Regions from separate parts of the Homo sapiens genome. Here region 1 is linked to region 2. The links are chromatin contacts, found by Hi-C in ENCODE. All regions are on one chromosome and are shown on one strand. Each heading gives the region's core, a stretch centred on a gene start or an enhancer-like site at or near the end of the contact. The rest is flanking DNA. Distances are from core to core; before and after follow the strand shown.

Evidence for each region. A loop is a pair of places that touch in the nucleus more often than their neighbours do. Pooled maps may share reads with other maps.
Region 1: a map of ascending aorta shows a loop between it and region 2 (9-fold over the local background). The contact joins the promoter of MXD4 here to the promoter of PCGF3-AS1 in region 2. A Hi-C loop is called at or near these places in 2 of 168 maps with a recorded cell type or tissue (ascending aorta and naive thymus-derived CD4-positive, alpha-beta T cell), 2 of 37 single-sample maps with no recorded cell type and 13 of 50 pooled maps.

The regions. Positions count from the first base shown.
Region 1 is chr4:2,260,668-2,263,367 of GRCh38, reverse strand. MXD4 (MAX dimerization protein 4) reads left to right here and starts at 1,259. Exons shown (of 6, transcript NM_006454.3): 1 at 1,259-1,451; 2 at 1,544-1,643. The coding sequence starts at 1,388. RefSeq lists enhancers at 1-246, 247-908, 2,140-2,700 and silencers at 540-1,379, 1,430-1,489, 1,580-1,969, 1,980-2,039.
Region 2 is chr4:780,515-783,214 of GRCh38, reverse strand. It overlaps PCGF3-AS1 (PCGF3 antisense RNA 1), which reads left to right and starts at 1,366. Exons shown (of 3, transcript NR_171661.1): 1 at 1,366-1,443. It overlaps LOC124900163 (chloride intracellular channel protein 6-like), which reads left to right and starts at 1,367. Exons shown (of 2, transcript XM_047416474.1): 1 at 1,367-1,443. RefSeq lists enhancers at 99-816, 817-1,533, 1,534-2,251 and silencers at 1,078-1,427, 1,528-1,607.

The sequences.
Region 1 (2,700 bases), core at 10-2,509, 1.5 Mb before region 2:
ACGAGGTCAGGAGATCCAGACCATCCATGGTGAAACCCCATCTCTACTAAAAATACAAAAATTAGCTGGGCGTGGTGGCACGCGCCTGTAGTCCCAGCTACTTGGGAGGCTGAGGCAGGGGAATCGCTTGAACCCGGGAGGCGGAGGTTGCAGTGAACTGACATCACGCCACTGCATTCCAGCCTGGGCAACAGAGCCGTCTCAAAAAAAAAAAAAAAAAAAATCTGCGAGAGGGTGGGGGGTGCCGAGGCCAGTCTGGGCCAGCCTTAGGGTCAGGGGTCACTAGGGAGACCCGCCAGCTGGGATTTGATGAAGGGTTCACTCCCGTCCCCACTTAGGGCGTCCTCGGCCAGAGGTGGCCAGCGCCTGCCTCTAGGAACGTCCCTGCCCCTCAGGCCAGACACAGAGCATGCAGCCCCCCACTCCGGGGAGCCTCTCGACTCTGGCCGCACGTCTGTGTCCCTTCCCCAGACCTGGGCCCTCCCTCAGCTCCGGCGTCCACTGGGCGATCTGAGGAGCCCGCCCGCTCTGGGCCTGTTTCCCCACTGACACCCTCAGAGACGCCTGGCTCTTAGGATCAGAGCGTCTGCGTCCCTCTCCGAGGTCCCGGCCCTTCCCGGGGCCACTCTGCGCCCGGCGGGGAGGGGAGTCGTTCACGGCCCCACGCAAGACCCCCGGGCAGAGCGCGAGGCCTCGTCCCCCCACGCAGCCACTGCTTTCGTCGCGCTCAGACCCGGCGGCCCGGCCCGGCCCGGCGCACGCCCCGGAGCGCCCTGCTTCGCTCTCGTAGCGGAGACGCTCCTGCGTCCTAACGGGCCCCCAGGACGGCGGGCGGTCCCCGCGCGCTGCGCTTCCTCTCGGCAACGCGTCCGGCTGCGGCGCCCTCATTGGCCGCGCGCCCCGCCACCGGCCATTGGCTCGCAGTGCCTGTTTTACATAGGCCGCTCTGGCCAATCGGCGCGCGGCGCCTACTTAACATGCACGGCGGCCGCCAGTCAGCTAGCGCGGGGGCCGGGCCACCACGTGCTGTTGCTAAGCTCGGGCTTCTAAATTGTTACTAGCGCGGCCGGCCTATCCCAGCCCAGCTCTGCATCTGTCAACATTCTCGGCCCGGCCCGAGGCGCTCGACCCGTCCCCATTGGCCCCAGCCCGGCCCGGCGCCCGCCCCCGGGGCGCGAACGCCGCCTCCCATTGGCTCTGCGGGCCGCCGCTCTCCCTTATGTGTCAATTTGAGGGCCTGAGGCGGAGGGTGGCGGCCGAGCGCCGGAGTCCGCGGAGTCTGGAAGTGCGGCGGCCGGGCGCGCGGGGTGGGCGGCGAGCGGAGCCGGCCGGAGCGGGCCGGGCAGCGGCCGCCGCCGTCCCGGGGCGGACGGGCGCGGGCGGGAGGATGGAGCTGAACTCCCTGCTGATCCTGCTGGAGGCGGCCGAGTACCTGGAGCGCAGGGATCGAGGTAGCGCTCGCACCCCATTGTGCGCCCGCGGCGGTGGGCGGGCGGCGGGGCCGTGCCGGGCGGGGGCCGCTGACCGCGCCGTGTGTCCGCAGAGGCCGAGCACGGCTACGCCTCGGTGCTGCCCTTCGACGGCGACTTCGCCAGGGAGAAAACAAAGGCGGCCGGCCTGGTGCGCAAGGCCCCGAACAACAGGTACCGCCCCCCGCTCCCGACCCCGCCCGGCCCGGTCCGAACCCCCGCCCCCGCCCGGAGCGTGCTCTCCGGGCCCCGATTCCCGGCCCGCGGCCCTCAGCGCCGCCGCCGCGCGCCCCGGCGGCCAGCCTGGAGGAGGAGGCGCGCAGGCCGCGGCCGCAGCCCCGCCCGGCCGGCCCCGCCCTCGCCGTCGCCATCTTCCCGCGGCCGCGCCTCCCGGGCCGCTCGCGTAAACAGTGCCACGCGTACAGCGCCCGCCGCCGGGGTCCGCTCCCGCGCCCGCTCCCCGCCCCCGAGTTGTTCTGGACTTTTCCAGGCGGTAGAAAAGTTGTCAGCGGGCGCTGGCCGGTGCCCCGTGGGTCTGGGGAAACAGGCTCAGCCAGGGTCTGCGGGGGCTGCCGGCCCTAACCCCTTCTCTCCGCGGGTGGGTGGGCGGCCTCCTTTCGACTGGCTCTGCCAGCCGAACTCTGCTGCTCGGCCACCTTCCCCCGCCCCCAGGAGCCTAGACAGAGAAGCGAGTGGAGGCGCTGTCCTGGGCCCTCACTCCTCCCAGGGTGCCCACCGCTTCTGCCCAGCCTCCTGACACAGCGAAACTCCAGCCACCAGTATGGGGGTCCTCTTTTTTAAGACAGAGGCCTTTTAAGGGGGCGGGAGGAGGGGGCAGGCTGCAGGGCAGGGGCCCCATGAAGTCGTTACTACGGGTGCCAGCTGCGCCCTCCATACCTTGACCTCGTGTTCAGGCAGCAGAAGCCCTGAAGCTGGGGTGCGTACAGGTCCCCCGCGTGGGGAGTGGGGACCCTGGGCCGGGGCTCCCCGGGGATTTCCACCCTCCTGGCTGCTGTGAGGACCATAGCACACCTGGTCCTGTCTGGGCCCACCTTGGCCCAGCCCTTTTGTGTGAGCAGGCTGGGAGCTGCGTTTGTAGGGGGCTTCAGAGCCCCAGGGCATGGCTCATTCCTGTGGTCCACCTGTTCTAGGGAATCCGAAAGGCTGGTGTAGGGACCCATTTCTGTGGCATCCTGAGCCAGGCGAGGAATTGGTTGAGTCTCCAGCTGCC
Region 2 (2,700 bases), core at 117-2,616:
GCACCCCAACATCCAGCCACTGCTCAGCCTCCATCCTCCCCCAGCCTCCCATTTCCCATCCACAGCCTGGTCTGGACCCCCTTGCAAGCCTAAGCAGCGACTTGGACGTGCCAGGTCACGACCCAGGCAGCTTTCCCTTGGAGTCTTTTTTTTTTGAGACAGAGTCTCTCTCTGTCCCCCAGGATGGAGTGCAGTGGTGCGATCTCGGCTCACTGCAAGCTCCGCTCCCAAGTTCACACCATTCTCCTGCCTCAGCCTCCCGAGTAGCTGGGACTACAGGCACCCGCCACCACGCCCGGCTAATTTTTTGTATTTTTAGTAGAGACGGGGTTTCACCGTGTTAGCCAGGATGGTCTGGATCTCCTGACCTGGTGATCCGCCCGCCTCGGCCTTCCGAAGTGCTGGGATTTCAGGCGTGAGCCACCGCACCCGGCTCCCTTGGAGTCTAGACGAGCCCTTCCTACAGCAATGAATGCTGGGTCAGACCTGAGCTTCTCCGGGATCCAGCTCTCATCTCAGGTGACGGGGTCTGAGGCCTCCTGGGAATGGCACTCCTCCCCAGATGTTTACTGAGCCCCTGTGATATGCGCTGCTCTGTTCTAGGGGCTGGGAATACTAGTCCCTCCCTCCTGGAACTGGTTTTCCTAGTGATGGAGGACAGATGATAAACATGGAAGTGGCGGTGTTTGCCCTGGAGGAAAATCAAGCAGGACAGGGAGCAGAGAGCAATGGTTAGGGTTACTATTTCATGAGTGGTCAGGGGGCCTCTCTGTCAGAGTGACGTGCACAGACCCGGAGGGAGGCGCGTGTCCCGTGGGAGAGCATTCTGGGCAGAGAACAGCCATTCGAGAGCCAGGAGGCAGCGCTGCCTGGGTGCCACCAGCGTGGCCCTGGCCCCATGCACTGGCTGGGCACCACCCTGCCCCCGGAGTCTCCTCCTTCTGAACGTTTGACTGTATCTTGAACACAGCGGGGCCGGCTTTCAAGCTCCAGACACGGCCTCCTCCCCAGGCCAGGAAGCCCTGTCAGGCAGCAGATCCGGCCCCCTCAGCAGATCGGCCCCTCCAGAAGACCCGCCCCTCACAGCAGATCCGGCCTTCCCAGCAGACCCGCCCCCCGAGTAGATCCGCCCCTCCAGGATATCCATCTCCCCAGCAGATCCGTCCTCTCCAGCAGAACCGCCCCCAGCGGAGCCGCTCGGGCGGGGCCTCCGGGCCTGGGGAAGGGAGCGGGGACCGGGCCGTGGAAGGACCGCGCCCGCCCCTGGCCAGCCTGAGCCAATCAGCGCATGCTAGGTGGGCCGACATGATTGGCTCCTAGAGGCTCACGTGTGGAGGCCTGACCAATCAGAGCCCGAGAGACGCCATTGCAAGCCTCTGCAGAGGCGCTGGAGCTGGGTCAGTCCGCCGCTCACCCCGCGGCCGCACCTTCCCGCCTTCTCAGGTAACTAAGTGCGGGTCTCGGGCCTGGCAGAAGCTTCTTCGGCCCCGTGCCCTCGCCTGGCCCCGCCCCGTCGGTTGTGTGCTTGTCTCGTCCTGCCCCCAGGCCCTGCCGGTCCCCACCGTTAGGCCGGCGTCCCTGCCCGGCCCCGCTGCGGGCTGGCGCCAGCTCAGGAGGACGCCCCGAAGCCGAGGCCTCGGAAGCAGGTTTTTCCCAGACCTTCTCCTGTCCCGCGTTCCCCCTAGGCCGGCCGTAGGGACCAGACCCCACCCTAAGCCCATAGCCGGCCTTCGCGCTCCGGGTGACCCTGGCTGGCCCTGTTTGTCTGTGGGTCCTGGGATGCGCCACTCCCGGCAGGAAGGGGCGCCGCCGAGGCCCGGTCTCAGCCTGGAACCCCGCTCCTGCCGTCGGGGCGCTTTCTGCGGCTGCCCACACACGACCCCAGGCAAGGGGTGGGGGCGCGGGACCCTCCATGACATGGCGGCGGGGCGCTCTCACTTCTTTGAAACCAGCGTAAACTGGACCCGCCCCACCTCCCATACCTTGGGGGAGCCCCGGGAAAGGCTGTGGCCTGGGGGTCTGCAGGGCGTTGGCAGTGGAGGTGGGGAGAGACCCCAGCCCTTTCCTGTCCCCCCCACCAGCCTTGCCTTCCTCGCCGTGAGCCGGGGACAGTGGAGGGGAGTCAGGGAGGGCCCACCAGATGGACTTTCTTGTGACTCATCCTATAAAGCCCCTCGGGCTTAGCCACCCTCCCCAGGACCCGTGTGGTCTCCCGGACTGTGCTGGAAGCTTAGAGCCAGAATGACTTTTCCACCCTCGGGCTGGCTGGCTCAGTGGGCAGCAGGGACAGGGGGCTGTGAAGAGAAAACTCACTCGCCAGGGTCAGGGGCCGCTTGCTCACTGAGGAAAGCAGAGGGGTTCCTGCCGCTTGCCTCAGGAACAAAGCTAGTTGGTGAGGCACTGCCTTGCAGTTGTAGGAGAGGAATAATGGCCCCCGTGGGTGCTTGGTTGGAACGATTAAAGGAGAATAACAGTTTAGCACGATTATTTCACACAGTTGTTCAAAGAGATGGCTTTGAATTCCAGCTTACATGGCGTCTTCAACAAAAAGTAATTGTTTAGAGAAGTGACAAGATGAAGGAGGACTCTGAGTCCTAGTCTCCCTCCTCGAGTCCCTGTGTGAGCAGAGGTAAACAATGAAAACTCACCAACCAGGAGAAATTCACCTAGGACTGGCGCAGAAGGTATACACCATGAGCC